Regions from separate parts of the Mus musculus genome. Here region 2 is linked to region 1. Evidence: chromatin loops called from intact Hi-C (ENCODE). Cell type or tissue: left cerebral cortex. All regions are shown on one strand. Each heading gives the region's core, and the rest is flanking DNA. Links, peaks and the distances in the headings are about the cores only. Region 1 has its middle 46 kb from the start of Gm32596. Region 2 holds the start of Mrtfb (myocardin related transcription factor B).

The links. A loop is a pair of places that touch in the nucleus more often than their neighbours do. Peaks named below come from ENCODE experiments on the same cell type or tissue, not always from the same donor. Only the 100,000 strongest peaks of a DNase experiment are listed, where the experiment ranks them.
Region 2: it touches region 1 in a loop (3-fold over the local background); 6 of 42 quality-filtered maps call a loop at or near these places.

What each region holds. Positions count from the first base shown.
Region 1 is chr16:13,200,735-13,209,071 of GRCm38, forward strand. No RefSeq gene overlaps it. Among named protein-coding and RNA genes, the nearest start is that of Gm32596, 46 kb to the left of the region's middle. In left cerebral cortex, for the core only: a CTCF peak has its summit at 7,194; DNase peaks (open chromatin) are centred at 4,411, 7,069 and 7,825; H3K27ac peaks cover 3,128 bases.
Region 2 is chr16:13,252,300-13,260,636 of GRCm38, forward strand. Mrtfb (myocardin related transcription factor B) reads left to right here and starts at 4,182. Exons shown (of 17, transcript NM_001122667.2): 1 at 4,182-4,255. In left cerebral cortex, for the core only: CTCF peaks have their summits at 4,059 and 4,263; DNase peaks (open chromatin) are centred at 3,988, 4,152 and 4,619; H3K4me3 peaks cover 2,548 bases; H3K27ac peaks cover 1,638 bases.

The DNA.
Region 1 (8,337 bases), core at 76-8,075:
TCTCTCCTTTAAAATATTTATTTATTCCTGGAATTTCCATACATGTTTATAATGTTTCTTGACCGTATCCACCCTTGACTGCTTCTCTCCAACTCCCCTTGAGTCCACTAACACACTTCCTCCCAAGCCATAGCTTCCTTTTTTCATAACCCAGATTCACATTAGTATTGCTCATACACTCCTGGATATGGGGTCCTTCAATGGGACATGGGCAACCTCCCAGTAGCCACCCCCAAAGAAAAATGACTCTCTCCACCCCAACAGCTACCAACTGCCAATAGCTCCTCAGTGAGGAGATGGAGCCCTGGAAATCCCTCCTCCACCCATGCTCGAATGTTCAACTGCATTGATCTGGTAGGTGTCTTGTGGAGCTGCTGTGGGCTCCTGTGTGCAATGGCCGTGTCCTGTTCAGAAAACAGCCTGAGGTTCTCCTTGTCACAGTGAGCATCAGAAATATAAGAATTTATTTCTGAGCCCTTGTTCTACTCATGAGGTTCCTGCACTATTGGGTTTGCAACAGGCTTTGGAACCAGGAGCCATGAGTTTTCCAACTGTGTTCTTTCTCTTAACCATTTATTTCTTTATTAATAATATGCGTATGTGTTTGTATTAGTGTTGTGGTGAGTATGGGCATGCACATGCTATTGTGTGGGTGTGGAAATCGAAGGGCAACTTTTTAGTATGTTTTCTTGTACTTTGGGGCATGTGCAGGGTGGGGCACACATATCACTGCACATGTGGAGCTCAGAGGACAATTCTGGGGGGTCAGTTCTCTCCTGTCATGTGGGGCACACATATCACTGCACGTGTGGAGCTCAGAGGACAATTCTGGGGGGTCAGTTCTCTCCTTCTGTCATGTGTGTTCTGAACACTGCACTTATTTGACCTTTTTATTGAAATGGCATTGGATCCATGTCACTGAAGGATGTAATTTATCCCCTGCCTCTCTTATCTTTTTGTCTCTCTGTTTGCTTACCAGAGGACTTTTGTAAAATAGAAAGCCCTGCCTTTTGTGCAGCCAGAGTTAAGTGGCAGAAGGGGTTTCTGGGAGCAGGGCAAGGTGGGGGGATGGTGGCACTTCTCTTTGCTTGGTGGTAAGGCAGGGCTTCAACTGCCCCTGAAGAAAGCTGTATTCAAACCCAGGTTAGGAGAGACTAGTCCAGTTACTTCTGCAAAGTCACCTCAGGTTATTCCCTGCCAGTAAATCAAGCTGAAGCTAGCCCTTCCCCGGGCCAGGTAGTTGGAGTCGGTAGTTATTAAAGTGATCTCCTCAGAGCTGGAAAGACGGCTCAGTTCATACAGTGCTTTCTGTGTAAACATGAGGATTGCACCTACATCCCCAGAGCTCACATCAAAGCCAGGCATGTACTTGTAATTCTGGAGCCAAGAAGGTGGAAGCAGGAGAATGCCTGGGACTCTCTGACCAACTAGCCCGGCCTTCCTGATGAGTTCTAGGTCTGTGAGAGACTCTGCTCCAAAAACAAAACCAAAAATCAGGTGGATATCTCTAGAGGAGTTATACCACAAAATGACCTCTAACCTCCCACTCATGTCCACACACATGAACACGCACACACAAACAAAATAAGTTAAAAAGAGTTGGAGAGATGACTAAGCAATCAGAACACTCACTGCTCTTACAAAAGGTCCTGGATTCAGGTCCCAGCTCCCACATGACTGCGAACAGCAATCTGCAACTACTGTTCTCAGGGATCCAGTATTCTCGTTTAACTTCTGCATGCATGGTGCACTTATGTACATGCAGGCAAAATCTCATATGTGTAAAATAAAAGTAAATAAGTTAAATTTAAAAGTTATCTACTCATACAACACACACACACACTCACTGGGACTATAGACTCGACTCAGAATAACTTCTGAACATTGGAGTTTCCCTATCCAGTACAGTAGCTATGACCCATGTATAGCTATAGAAGTGTAAACTCACAGGAGTTGTGGTGTACACCTGTAATCCTAGCACTTGAGAGAGGTAGAGGCAGGAGAACCAAGAGATCAAGGCCAGCTTCAGCTACATAGCAAATTCAAGGCTGGCCTGGGCTATGTTAAATTCTATCTCAAAAAAGGGAAACTTATTAAAACTAGATAGCTTTGTACTAGGTACATTTCAAGTGATCCGTAGCCACATGGAGTGGCAGTTGCCATATTAATCAATACAGTCCCAGGCTATTCCTATCATAAAAGAAGAACTGTTAGATAACACTGCTCTAGTCCTGGCAAATCAGAAAGTATCATTAAGAATGACACGGTTGGAGAGATGGTTCAATGATTATAGGCACACACTGCTCTTCCAGAGAACCTGGGTTCAGTTCCTAGCACCCACATGGTAGCTCACAACCATCTGTGACTCCAATTCAAGAGATCTGACACCTTCTTCTGACTTCTGCAGGTTCGAGGCTCACACAGTGCACATACACATACAGAAGCAAGCATCCATACACAAAAGTAAAAATATTAAAGAATATTGTCGGGAAGCATGCACCAGACAGGTGAACCCTATGCAGAAGACTCCCCTGTGTGTTAGGAGGTGAGATGCTGGCTCTGGCCCTGCCACTCCTAACTCTGTAACTTTTGGGTAAATCACCCTCCCCTCTGGTTGTTTTCATTGCCAACAAGATGTGTTTGGTAACACAGTGCTGAGAACTCTTGCAATGACCTGTAGTTTATGGTGTGTTAGCATGAAAAAGACAAAAAACAACACATCCACAAGAAAGGAGCTGGGATTCTGGGGATGTGGAAGGGGGTGGGTGCTGCTTGGTGTTACCCAGCTGAGCCATCATAAACTAGTTACTTAACCTCTCTGAACCCCATTTCCACATTCATAAAAGTAAAGGGGGGCATTTGGAAAATCGATTGAGAAGATTCAACGAAAAAATACATTGAAAACCAAAACAAAGGACTACAAAATGTCTCCATGCCAAATAAATGGGAGAGTCAACAAATGTATTTCTCAACCTGCTTATAAGGAGAGCTTTTGGCTTTTACTTTTTTGGGTGGGGACACTGTTACTCTTGAGACAGGATCTCTCACCAAGTCTAGAGCTGGGCTGGAGGCCAAGTGTCAGCCATCTTCCTGTGACCACCTACCACCACTAAGGTTATGGCACATGCAACCTTGCCTGTCTTTTTAAGTGGGTGCTGAGAATATAAAGTCAGGCCCTGATGCTTATGTGGCCATTGAGCCATCTTCCAGTCACTCGACAGAACTTTTCCTAAGTCTCTTGAGAAGCATCAACAATTACAGAAACACCCTGAAATTGGGGTGCTCTCTTAATGTCAGCTTGAATTTACCGCTGTCCATCCAGTGTGGCCCTGAAAAATACCTGACCTGGGGAAGAATTTGAAAGAGTGGAATCATGGCACTTTATGATCAGGCTGAAGTGCAGGCAGATGTGAGCAGAAACCAGAGAAGGGGAGAGTATGGTGTGGGGATCTCCTAGCATTTCCACAGGACAACTCTGCAATGTACCCATTGCACAGATGAGGAAACCAAAGTCCCACACATCTAAACATTCAGCAAGTGGAAGATCTGGAATCTAGCTCATGCCCAAATGGCTGTGCACACCCTAATCGTTTCTTTCAACAATCAGACAAGATCATGTCCCTAGAGGTTTAAGCCTGCAGTCAGTGGGGAAGAAAACTACCTTCAGGCCAAATAATGCCATCCTCAGACTGCTTCGTTACAGAGTCAGCTCCTCTATATATGTGTGTATCTTTATTTGTATTTTATTTCCTAGCAGTGCTGGGAATAGGACCTCCTGGCCTAGTTCATGTCAGTCAAATGCTCGCTATCTGATAGAATCTATCGCTAAGCTACAGCCCAGACCTTGTTATTACAAGATCTTACTCTATAGTGAAGCTGACCTGAACTCAGGCTGGCCCAGGTTAGGAACTCTCCTGTCTTTGTCTCCCAAGAGTATGACTGCAGAAGTGCACCACCCACTCCTATGCATCTGAGTTAATTCTTTCATTTCTTGTGTGTGTGTGTGTGTGTGTGTGTGTGTGTGTGTGAGAGAGAGAGAGAGAGAGAGAGAGAGAGAGAGAGAGAGAGAGAGAGAGTTTGCGCGCACATGCGCGCCACAGTACCCACGTGGAGGTCAGGAGACAATGTATGGGAGTTGGTTCTCTCCTTCTACTCTGTGGGTCCCTAGGGATCAAGCAAAGGTAGTTAGGCTTGCTAGCAAACATTTTACCCACTAAGCTGTCTTGCTGGTGATGTAGGCATTCAGATTCAGGTCTTTATGTTTGTGAAGCAAGTACTTCACATTAAGCCATCTTCCCAGCACCCCCGGAGTGAGCTCTTTTAGATGGAATGGGTTTAATCTGCTCTTCTCTGGTCTTTCCAGCTTCCCATTGAAGATGATTCAAGAAGTCCCAAAGCAGAGCTAAAATCAGCCTTCCAGCCTCGCCACCGCCCACCCTTGCTCCTCTGGGAACTGCCAGTGGTGAGCAGGCCAGGATGAAGCCTGAGATATGAGGAAGTGCACTGAGAACACATTCTCCATGTCTTAGAACTTGTACGTGAACCCAGAGATACTGGATGGTCTGGTAGACTGTAGAGGCCTTGGCTCTCAGGCATGGATAAGGGAGCCTGATGGAGGCGTGCCTGCGCACACTATGTCTTGTTGGATAAATTCAGTCTCCAAGAGACTGGACACTAATCAACTGCAATTAAAAAGCCAGGCAGATGATTCAATCAACAAAGTGGCAATCCCTCAGCACTCATGTTCTCTCTACCCCTAACCCCCTATGGGTTCTACAGACTGCACACTCACAGTTCATCCGGCTTGAGTGGCAAGGGCCTCGAGCTGCTGAGCCAGGTTATGTTTTAAAGTCTGACTCCCTTAGGGTAATGGAAACCTTTCTGCAATGATCAGGTCTAAACAGCAAACTACTTTATGTACTGTACCTAGCACTTGTTTTGTTTTTGTTTGTTTGAGACAGGAGTTCTCCACCTAGCCCTGGCCATCCTGGAACTCGCTGCCTCTACCTTCGGAATGCTGGGATTAAAGGTGTGCACTACCATGCCCAGATGCATCTTAAAACCAATGGCAGGCTGGAGTCTTATAGAGAACAAGGGAAAGAAAGCATTGAGAACACTGGATTCCTCTGGCAGATCTGGCTGAATTTAAAAGTCCTCATCTACAGTTAACTCAGCCAAGATCACGGCTCCAGCAGCAGGCAGGGTTGCCGGCCTTGAGCTGTATGTAACCCTGTCTTTAAACACAACCACATGGATGACATCATTTGTTTGCTCTTGGCTACTGGACTGGAAAACTATTAAGGCAACATCTGCTTTGCTTTGTGATTGAATCTGGGGGCAAAGGGCAGGTCTCCATGGCCTTCAGATAGTGACTGCTCTCAAGTTGCAGCCACTGCCGATTTTCCCACTCCTGAGGACTCTGGTCATGGGAACCGAGTCCTTGTCCAGAACCTCTGACTTTGCCTCCAGCAGGTGCAGTCCATGGTGGTTGCTGTAGGGTTGTGTTTTGAATACAGCTCGACAGCATTTGACATGATTTGGTTTTTCTTTTGTTTGTCTCTACCAGGATGATACCCCAACCATGAGCACACCCCTTATTCTCCTAGGCCAGTGTTTCTCAGTTCGTGGGTTGCAACCCCTTTGGGGAGGTTAAATGACCCTTTCACAGGGATCACATATCAAATATTCTACATATCAGATATTTACATTATGATTCATAACAGTAGCAAAATTACAGTTATGAAGTAGCAACACAATAACTTTATGGTTGCAGTCAGCACATGAGGACCTGTATTAAAGGGTCCCAGCATTAGGTACCTTTAGAGCCCTTCCCTAGGGCCAAGAACACCTAGCAGGCCACTTTCTAGATGCGTGTTAAATAGGTCATAGTGTTTCTCAACTAGGGGGATGGGCGGTAGAGTGGGGGATGGGGAGCACGCAGATAAGGAGGAGCAAGGTGGCCATCTAGTAATGGAGGTTTGGAACCTGACACTGCCTCAGGCCTTCTCATGATGTCAGCGTTGGTCATGGGAGTAAATGCTTCTGGAAACTCTCTCTCACTCTGATTCTCTCCTCCCCAGCCCCCCTGCATGTGTGCATGTACATGTGTCCATGTCCTGTGTACAGGTGAACACGCCTGAGGAGGCTCTGGAACCCGCAGTCCAGGCTCCAGCAGAGAGGAGCTTGGCCTGGATTCCTGACACACAGTCTTTTAGTGAACAATATAGCAAATTCATGACTAGGTCATTATTTTGTATATTATATATAACTTTATATTTTCCATTCTTTAATATATTTTATATTAATAGATATCTATATTTTATATTATGTTACTTTATATTTTATAGGTATCAGTTTATTGTACATTAACATATTCATACTTTATATTGTTACTTTATGTTTTATAGATATCAGTTTATTATACATTAATATATTTATATTTTATATTAAGTTATATATTTTCTATTTATTATCAATTATATATTCATATATTATATGTGTACCATATATTAATACATTTTAAAATTGCATGTATTATTTTATATATTATTTTCTATTTACTAATAATAAATAATTAATAATTATTAACTTATTAGATTTTATATTATGTACTAGTTTATATTCATTTATGTATTATATTTTAATATATAAAGTATTGATATTTATCAATATATTATATTAATATATTTTATATGTTATTTATTATTTTACATTTTATCATTATAGTGAATAAGCCCGTTTAATGACCCTTGTTTCCATCATCAGTTGATGAACACAGTCACTGCATCAGTGGGACCTTCCAGGAAGTTCTATGCTCACCTGTATCAGTGCAACCATGAACTTCTATTAGACCTGCACACAGAGATAAGACAGTCAGAATTGCTTCTGTCTTCACAATCCTCCCATTTAAATGCCTGGACTTCTAACCTTATACAATCTCTGCAAATCTCAGATCCAGGCAAGGGAACCTAGTCCCCCATATAGAAGCTGGAAATCTGGGAACTCTGCTGGGCTGTGTGATTTTTAAGCAAGTTACTTAACTTCTCTGAGTCATAGGAGTATTAAATTTAGATCAAAGGAAAGAACAGATGTGGGGGAGCCATGGTAAATTAGAACGTTGTAGCCTGTGAACGGTCTACGCAGATGGTGGTGGCAGTCATAACTCTCCAGAGAGCAGTAATTCCTGAACTCCCCTCAATGGGGCAGAACCTGCAGCTTTATAACAACTCCCTCCCCTCGTCCCCTTTACCCTATTCCCACACTTCTTTCGGCTTTTACATGTTCATTTATTGTTTATTGAGTGTGTGTGTGTGATGGGGCGTGCATGTGGAAGTCAGCTCTTGTAGAGATCAGAGAATGAGTTGTGGGATTTGGCTCTTTCTTTCCACCATGTGAGTTCCAGGAATTAAACTCGTTACCAGGCTTGTTAGTAAGCACTATTCCCCACTGAGCCCTCTCGCTGACTTTAAAGAATGACCCCACCCCCCTCTGGTGAGTCCTACTTTGCTCTAAGGGATCATAGACATCATGTGTTAGCAACCACTAATGGGTGTTTGAACACACTGTGACCACACTGCTCCCAACCCTTATGTTAAGTCATCCGTTGGCTCCAGAGGTGCCCATGTGACTCAGACCTGGCCACTTAGGCCATCACTTTCCCTCACTGATAGTGAGAATGCCATTTAGGCTGAGCCAAGAGTCTTTTGTAAGGATCTTTGAGGAGTGGCTATGTCCCTTCATACCCTCAGAACCTAGCTTGATAAAGAGCTGGAGCTATGGCAGAAGGAAGGCAGGGTTTGTCTGAGAATGACCAGCAACAAACAAGCAGGAGATGCACAAAGCTGTGATTTCACCACTTTCACCTTTAAATCCAGCAGTGCCTGATCCTGAGACTAAATTGCATGTGCGTTGCCTTGGAAGCTAAAACATGAGATCTGAGTCACTTGCACCTCTAAGAATCCTGCCTCCTGTCTCTGATATGATCTTTAGTTTTATTAATTGCTATTTCTTTTTCTCCCCATCTACAGCTGCAGGCTCCATCTGAACCCACTGATCCATTAATTTATTTGAGATTGGAGGGTGGAGAGAGAGAGAGAGAGACCGAGACAGACAGAGACAGAGACACAGAGACACAGAGAGACAGAAACAGAGAGACACAGAGACAGAGACAGAGACAGAGACAGAGAGAAAATTTTGCAGTGTATATGCTGTTTATTGCATATGTGTGCTACGGTGCACATCCCTGTGTATGTGCATGTGTGCAGAGCAGAGGAAGATATTGAGTGCCCTTCTCCATAACTCTCTACCTTATTCCTCTAAGACAAAGTTTCTCACTGA
Region 2 (8,337 bases), core at 300-8,299, 52 kb after region 1:
AGAGAGAGAGAGAGAGAGAGATGCCATAACATGTGTATGGAGTTCAGAGGACAACCTGGGTGTTCATTTGAGACAGGGTCTCTATGTTGTGTGCCCAAGCATGACAAGGTCCTTAAGTTCCCAGCCATTCACTGGTCTCTTTCTCCCATCTGGCTGTAAGAACACTGGGATTACAAATGTGGGCTATCATGCCAGGCTTGATGTGGGTCCTGAGGATCTGAATGCTGGTCCTCACAGTGGCACATTAAGCCATCTATCCCTCCAACTCCCTCTTAGGGGGCTCATTTGCTCTTATTGACTCCTCCCTCCATCCCTCTAGAACATGAAATGATGGTCTTGCTCATAGCTAGTAATACAATACTTGTCAGTTAGTGCTTAAAGTATTTTTATTGGGACATTAACCAAACCCTATTACTGGCATTTATAAAGTCCCTCATGCATCAAAAGACATTTTGATACCTTACATCCTTAATGATACCACATACTATATTGAATACCTTGACCCTTTGAGAAGATACATGTGTAGTCATCACTTCCCATGTTAGTACTCAAACAATGACACCCTTGTGGATGTTGCTACTTCCTCTGAGGGTCAGCTCTGTAACAGGCTGATGGTGGAAACACGGGACATGGCTTGTGTCGGGTTAGAAACTTGAATTTGGGAATGACAAAGCCTAAGGTGATGGACAGTTCCTACAAACCTGTCACTCTGTTCACAATGTCACTGATGTTAACCCCAGTCCCACCACAATTTTGTTAACAAGTTTCTGATTTATTCATCTTTCCTGTGCCCTTGTTTGCTTGCTTGTATATGCGTCCATGGCTGCTTTCTCCCTAGTGACTTCCAGAGTAAGATATTTTACACTGTCGGGTAGCTTTTCCTGTATAAGTGGAGGAGAGCCTTAAAAAAACAAAAGACAAAACAAACAAACAAAACATATGGTTCCTCTTATAGGAAGCTGGGAAAGCTCCGGAGAGGGACAGTCTCTTCAATGACCAGGAGGAAATCCACTGTGCTGGGAGTGCTGCCCAATGGGCAGAGATCTTTCCTACTGTGTAGGAGGCTCTGGATTCAATCTCCAACACCCCACAAATCAAGTGTGGGCACTTACCCATAATCCCAGCACTCAGGAGGTAGAGGCAGAGGGTCTTCAAGTTCATCTTCTAACTCTGTAGTGTATTCAAGAATGGTCTGGGCTAGGTGAGACCAGTATAGTTTTGTGGTTTTCCCCATTGTGCTAGAAAGTACTGGTGGTTGAACATCCTCCAACCTGATTTGGAGTTTATATTGGAAAAAAAGGAATGAGACAGGCACGACAGAGTTCTTTCCCATGTAAGAGTGTCCCAGTCTGGCTAGTATACTTTTACAAATGCACCGTGTATGTTAGCTTAGTTCATCCTGCGAAGTCTATTTATGGCCTTATTTTCAATGAGACCACTGACAGTATGGTTCCAGAGAGAAACATGTAAAACTTTATGTTGAAATCTTGATCTCAGGAAATTTGTAGGATGGGAGGTCAGAGACAACTTGTATGGGTCAGTTTTCTCCTTCCATCATGTGGATCCCAGGGATAGACCTGGGTGCTAGTATTAGCAGTATATGCCTTTACATACACTAGGCATGTGCATGCCTTTACATATAATAGGAATGTACAGTAGAATAGGAAAGAATTTGTAGGTCACCAAAGCAGGGTTTGTAGGTTTGGAGTCAATGACCTAGAATGGGATTCTTAACTGCCGCTCACCAATTGCGTGTCCTTAGGCAAGTCCACTCATTGTCTAGACTCTTGTTGAATTTATCTGTGAAAAAGAAACAACACCTACTTCCACTGAGGTGTGTGACAATGTGAGGCAGGCCTGGAAAAGACTTGCCTCAGTGGGCCGAGTAAGCCTTAAGAGCTGAAGACAAACTGGTACAGTCTTGTAGAGCCAGGGACACCAGTCTTCTGTCCTTCACCAGGAGACATTCAAAGGCTCTGATTCTCAGACTCTGAGACGTGGCCAGTTCCCTCCCAACTCCTTCCTTTTTCTTGGGCCTTCAGCCTAAAACTGAGAGTTATATCGTCAGCAATTCTGGTTCTCAGGCCTTTGAACTTGAACTTGTCGCGTCTTCCATCATTGCTAGTCTTGCTGGCAGCATATTGTGGGTCTTAGCATCCATGGTAAGTCCTCTCATGCATCTATAGGGTATCTGTTGGTTCTTTCCCTGGAGAACCTGCCTATGGAGGTCTGGGATTTCCTTTCTTCATCCACACCCCATTTTATTGGGCTACATCATCACGTTCAACATCTATATGTTCGGTCTCTGTAAGAGGAGTGGTTTCCAGGCAGCACAGGTAAGGAAGGTCTGGACCCACATTTGTTGACACTATGAGATCATCAGGATGGGTTAGCTTAGCAGGCCTCAGTGCAGTTTTCAGGGATGAGATAGAACCTTCCAGGCTCTTGATTCTGCAGAAGCTGTCACAGAGGGGCCAGCTCACAGGAATATACAAAACAAGACTGAATAAAAATGGCCCCCATAGGCCCACAGGGTATGGCACTATTAGGAGCTGTGGCCTTGGAGGAAGTGTGTCACTGAGGTGGGCTATGAGTTTTGAAAAGCTCAAGCCACGCTCAGTGGCTCAATCTCTCTTCCTGCTGCCTGAAAATCCAGATGTAGAACTCTCAGCTGCCTCTCCAATACCATGTCTTCCCACACTTTGCCATGTTTCCCATCATGACTATACTATACTAAACCTCTGAACTGTAAGCCAGCTCCAATTAAATGTTTTCCTTTATAAGAGTTGTCATAATGTCTCTTCACAGCAATAGAAACTCAAACTAAGACAAAGACCTTGTCACAAGGCAGTGCCAGGCCCTAGAGTCATGCAAATTCAAATACTGTGTTACTAAGACCATATGGGTATTTTCTTTATTGCAGGCTTCGGAAGTGTGATGGTTCGTATATGCTCTGCCCAGGGAGTGGCACTATTAGAAGATGTGGCCTTGTTGGAGTAGGTGTGTCACTGTGGGCATGGGCTTTAAGGCTCTCACCCTAGCTGCCTGGAAGCCATTCTTCTCCTAGCAGCCTTCAGATGAAGCTGTAGAACTCTCAACTCTTTCTGTACCATATCTGCCTGGTTGCTGCCATGTTCCTGCCTTAATGATAACGGACTTAACCTCTGAACCCGTAAGCCAGCCCCAATTAAATGTCCTTATAAGAGTTGCCTTGGTCATGGCAATTTTCTGTTTACAGCAGTAAAACTCTAAGGCACGAGGTTATGGGTACCCACTTTAGTGCATCTCACTATGCCAGCCTCTCTTCCTTAGAAGCAATTACTCTTAAGTTTTCTTTTGGGAAGAAGTCACACCGTAATGCAGTGGTTCTCAGCCTTCCTAATGCTGGGACCCTTTAATACAGTTCCTCATGTTGTGGTGATCCCCCAACCATAAAGTTATTTTGCTGTTATGAATCAATGTAAATGATACACAGAATCTGATATGCGACCCCCTGTGGCCCCGAACAGCTGACCTAACTCCACGAATGCCCTGGCTCTATGTCCATGAACCATTCTATCCTGGGTTCTCCCACTGTTTTCGAACATATTTTGCTTTTAGGGCTCTACAGAGTTGGAGAAAGTGTGAAAAGCGTTCTCTTGTCTAGTTGCATTAAGATGGGTTGCAACAGACCCCCTATTGGGGTCACTTCTTCCACTCGGAAGAACTACAGAGGGGTGGAGAGTGAGGCAGGGCTCAAGAGGAGGGGTTCCTACAGGTGCGGGTGTGGCATCAGAAACGCACCGACTCCACAGGCCGGTCTGCTCGTCCGCTGCAACCTCCTTCTGGAATGGGGAGGCGGCAAGAATGCACTTAGTGAGGCAGCATGAGCTGTTTGCTTGCTAGGGTAGCCGGCACTGACTGACCATCTATCTGACTGGGAGCAGCCAGAGCTTAGGCAGCAACCAAAGAGCTCCCAGCTCCGCAGCCCAGCTGCGCATGCGCCCCGGGGCAGCCAGGTGAGAGCGCGGCGGGAGCGGGCGGCCTCGCACCTGGGTTTTAACTTTTCCGGGTCAGGGGCGAGGGCGGATGCCGGGTGGGAGAAGGGAAGCAGGGTGTAAACCTCCGGGAGTCGGCTCGGCGCTACCTGGAGCTTCCAGGACGGGCTCCGTGCCTTCAGACGGGAGGAGGGTAAGCACGGGGGCGGAGCGAAGTCTCGCGAGATCCGGTGGTAGCTGCGGCAGCGGTGGCGGCGGCGGCGGCAGCGGCCGGGGAGGTGAGCGGCGAGCGGGTGCGAGGCGGCCGTTGGGACTGAGGCAGGGGAGAGCTGCGGAGGGCGAGGCCGGGCCCCGGGAGAGGGACGGACGGAAGGCCCGCGTCCTCGGTGGCCCCTCGAGGTTGCTGCGGCGCCTCCGGGTGCGCGCTGTCCCGGGACTCGCGCGGGGCGGGGCGGGGCGGGGCGGCCGCGGTCTCGGGGCTACCGGGTCCGGGCTTCCCTCGTCGGGGGTCCCCTGTGTGCGGCCGCGGCCCGATCTTCCCGGGCAGCCTGGAGTTGGTACCAGGCGCTTCGCTTGCGCGCTCCCACGCTGGAACTGCAGTGAGGTGCAGCAGCGCCTTGGCCGGAGCCACTCGACGGGGACGTGGTGGGATGGGGACGGCCCACGCCCCGGACTCACCTTCCATCCTCCTCCCCAGCCCTGCTCGCGGCTCTTCCCCTGGGGTCCCCGCGGGGCTGCAGAGGGTGTGTCTGCAAGCCCTCCCGAAATTGCACGCACGCAGCGTTCCGGGTTTCCAGGGAGAAAGTTTTCCACCGCTTTTGTTCTGTCCCTGAAACTTTGCCTAGTTCTCAGTGTTCAGAAGCTACCCTTTGGCCCTGTGTATGAGCAGACGCGGTGTGACAGTGACGAGGGGTGCGGCGGGTGTAGGGTCTCAGGCCACGAGGATAGCTCAAGGTTTGCCTCAGGCAAAGAAACTTTGAAAAGTTTGATTCTTTTCTGAAGCTTGAGATCGCACTCTTAGGATGAGCGGTTGTGAAGTTCCTAACTTTTGGTTCTGTGGCAAATGTTTGCCACCCTGACACGAAGTTCATACTATATCTTCCTATACGTGATCCAAGGTCAGTAGAGTGCTCTCCTTTAGATGTGAAGAAGAAATACGTGCTATGGCGTTAGTGCAGCCCAGACACCCAGCTAGGTAGGACGTAATATCACGGACCCTGCGGCTAGTGAGTATGTTTGGAGACACACACTCACGTATGTACGCATGCACTTGTGGGACAGTGAGTCTCAAAGTCAGGAACAAAGATTGGGACCTGAGATAAAACCGTGTTACTTGGGGTAATTGATGCTAATGAGAAAAACAATGTAGGCTGACTGACAGCGTGCAAGATAAATCACAGCCTGTCTCTGGTTAGGCTCAGATAATACAGCCCTCCAGGGATGCTGTATTCCAGGCTACATTGTAACCAATACAAAGCCCGAGTTCTCTACATTTAATGGAGTACACAAAATCCCTCATGCTTATTGTTAGTAATAAGGAAATAGAAGATTGAAATTGTTGCACTTGGCAGTATGCTCCATGTGTGTCTAGTAGATGCAGGTGTAATGTGCTGTGGAAGTTCACACAGTTCCCTTTCCTTCACCTTGTTGGACTACATAATTGGGGCAGGGTGGTGGGTGTTTTCGAGAATGACTTGCCACATGGTTCAATATTGAATCCTAAAGTATGTTAATCTATAGTGGGCCAGGGTAGCCTTCATTATCACCTCCACCACTCATGTGTTAGATGGCTCTCGGTCCAGGGCTGGAAACACTGCAGATGCTTTCCGCTGCCGTCTAGGAGTCTCTTCAGTAACTAACAATGTGCTATGGGGACAGTTCTGCCCTCTTGAGAACCACTATATAAAGCACACGCTCCACTATCTAGCTAATTATAACAGCAGAATCTAATACACACTTTTCACTGGGAAGTAAAAATAAAATTCTCTCTGTGAGTCTGATACATAAAAAGACAGCCTCTGGCTAGGGACTCTTTCATGGATCATCATCTCTGGCTCTCAGGAGCCAGGTTAGTACCTGTTCATCTGCAGTTGTTTCTCTTTTGGGGGAATCCTTGTTGGAAATGTTGGTCACACTTGAACTGCTGACTGGCATGAGGTGAGAGTGGAGTTGGAAGCCAGGATGGTGATGGGCTGTTGGGAGTGTCCTTGAGTACCAGTGTAGCCCCGGAGCCTTTTCTACTTAGGGATAGTAGTGCATTTGGAGAATACAGATGTGCTCAAAAGTGAAAACTAAAATTACCTATCTAAGCAGTTCTAGGGGTTGGCTCACAAACAAGCTTGTCTTCATTGGAAACTTCTCCATGGAAGGGGAAAAAAAATCAAGAAAAGTTCAGCTCAGTCCATTTGTAGCTACAGCAGTAAATTCCAAATTGTTTAAATCTGAAAAAGTTTATTTTTGCCTTTTTTTCTTTAAATATAAGTTGCTTCTTGCTATAGAACATTTATTCTGTATTGCTTATTACTTTAGAAAGGCACTATGGAAATTAACATCTAAGTAAAGACTTATGAAAATAGGATGCCACATTTAAAGTTGTCTAGACATAGATACAATGAACCCTTGTAAAGTTGAACAATTCATCTAAGTGAAAGTAATTCATTTTTATTGCATTAGGCAAACACTATCCAGTTCCAGGGTAAAAAAAAGGCCAATTGTTTTGGTTGTTTTTATTAATCATTATTCTAGTTAGGATTTTCTGCCATGGTAAACACATGACCAAAAGAAACTTGGGAAGAAGAGGTCTGTTTTTGCTTACACTTCCCTATCAGTCCATCATTTTAGAAAGTCAGCGTAGGTACTCAGGGCAGGAACCTGGAAGAAGAGCTGGTGGAGAGGCCTTGAAGGAAGGAACACTACTAGCTTGTTCATCCTGCTTTCTTTCAGAGCCCAGGACCACCTGCCTAGGGGTGGCACCGCCTACAGTGGGCTGGGCCTCCCACAGCAGTCAGCAGTCAAGAAAATGCAGCCCAGGCTTGTTCACAAGCTAAACTCAGTTGAGGCTTTCTCTTCTCAGATTACTTTAGCTTGTGTCAAGTTGACATAGGACCAGCCAGCACAACCTACCTGTTCTTAAATGAATTAAGTATGAATTATGAATTAAGAGTGTGTCTTGACGATGCCATCTAAGGGAAATAGGACTATACAAACATTGGTTGATTTCTAACAATAAAAACTGAATCCAAAGAATGACTTGCAAAATGAAGCTACTCACCTTTCTAGATCCTTCCATCTTAACTTGATATTTTTATTCTGAAGATTTAAAAATCACAGTCACTCTCAGAGCCATGATTTTTTTTAATGTTGAGAGGAGAGCCTCACGTGCGGTAGTGGCCTGTGCACGAATTAGGTGAATGTGAGTTATTCTAATTGGCCGCTTTAGTTGCTTTTCCATTCTGCAAAGCTCATCCTTTTCTTTATAACTTTTTTGGAATGGGTCATCCTTAGGTTAATTTTAGTAATTATCAGTTACTACTGCTTAGTAAGAAATGTGCTTGAAAACACTGACTGTAGGAAGCAGGCAATGTATATGGAGAGCTGTCTCCTGGTGTCTGCGCTATCTGACAACAGCGTGGGCCCACAGGAAATCCAACTGCACAACAACTGCTTGAGTACTTTGTCCCCAGGTAGACTTGTTTTCTTTGCTGTTCATGTTTGGTGATTCCCCCAGCTAGCAGCTCTTCATAAGGCCCCGGGGCTTATTATTGCAGACAAGTGTGAGCTGAGCCTGGGAGAAGTGCCAGCTGAGGGGCTGTGGAGATGGCTCCACAGTTAAAGTGCTTATGCCACAAGCCTTAGCACTGGAGGGAGCCCAGGTAAATGCTGGGTGGGTGTGGTGGCCCACCTGTAATTTCAGCCTTGGAAGTCAGAGATGGCACATCCAGAGCAAGCTAGCTAGTGAGACCAACCATGTCAGTGAGCTCTGGGTTTGATCGAGATGACCTGCCTCGATGAATAAGGTGAAAGAACAATCCTGGCTGATTCCTGACATCTACCTGAGGCCTCCGTATGCATCTGCACAGACATACACAGAGACATGCATGCACACACGATGCACATCACGTACACATGAAAATGCAGAGACAGCAGCAGAGTAGAGCATGTGTCTCCAGGACTACTGGCCACCACTGGAGTCTGGGCAGGCAAGGGGATAATTTGCATGCTACCCAGTCATAGCTGTGGCTGCTGCTTCAGAGACTTTTAGCATCATCACATGCTTTGCTTGACTGAGGGGGAGATACTCTTTGTCATGGTCATACTAAAATTGCCATTCAGTATAGAATTTAAGGGAAATATTTCCTCT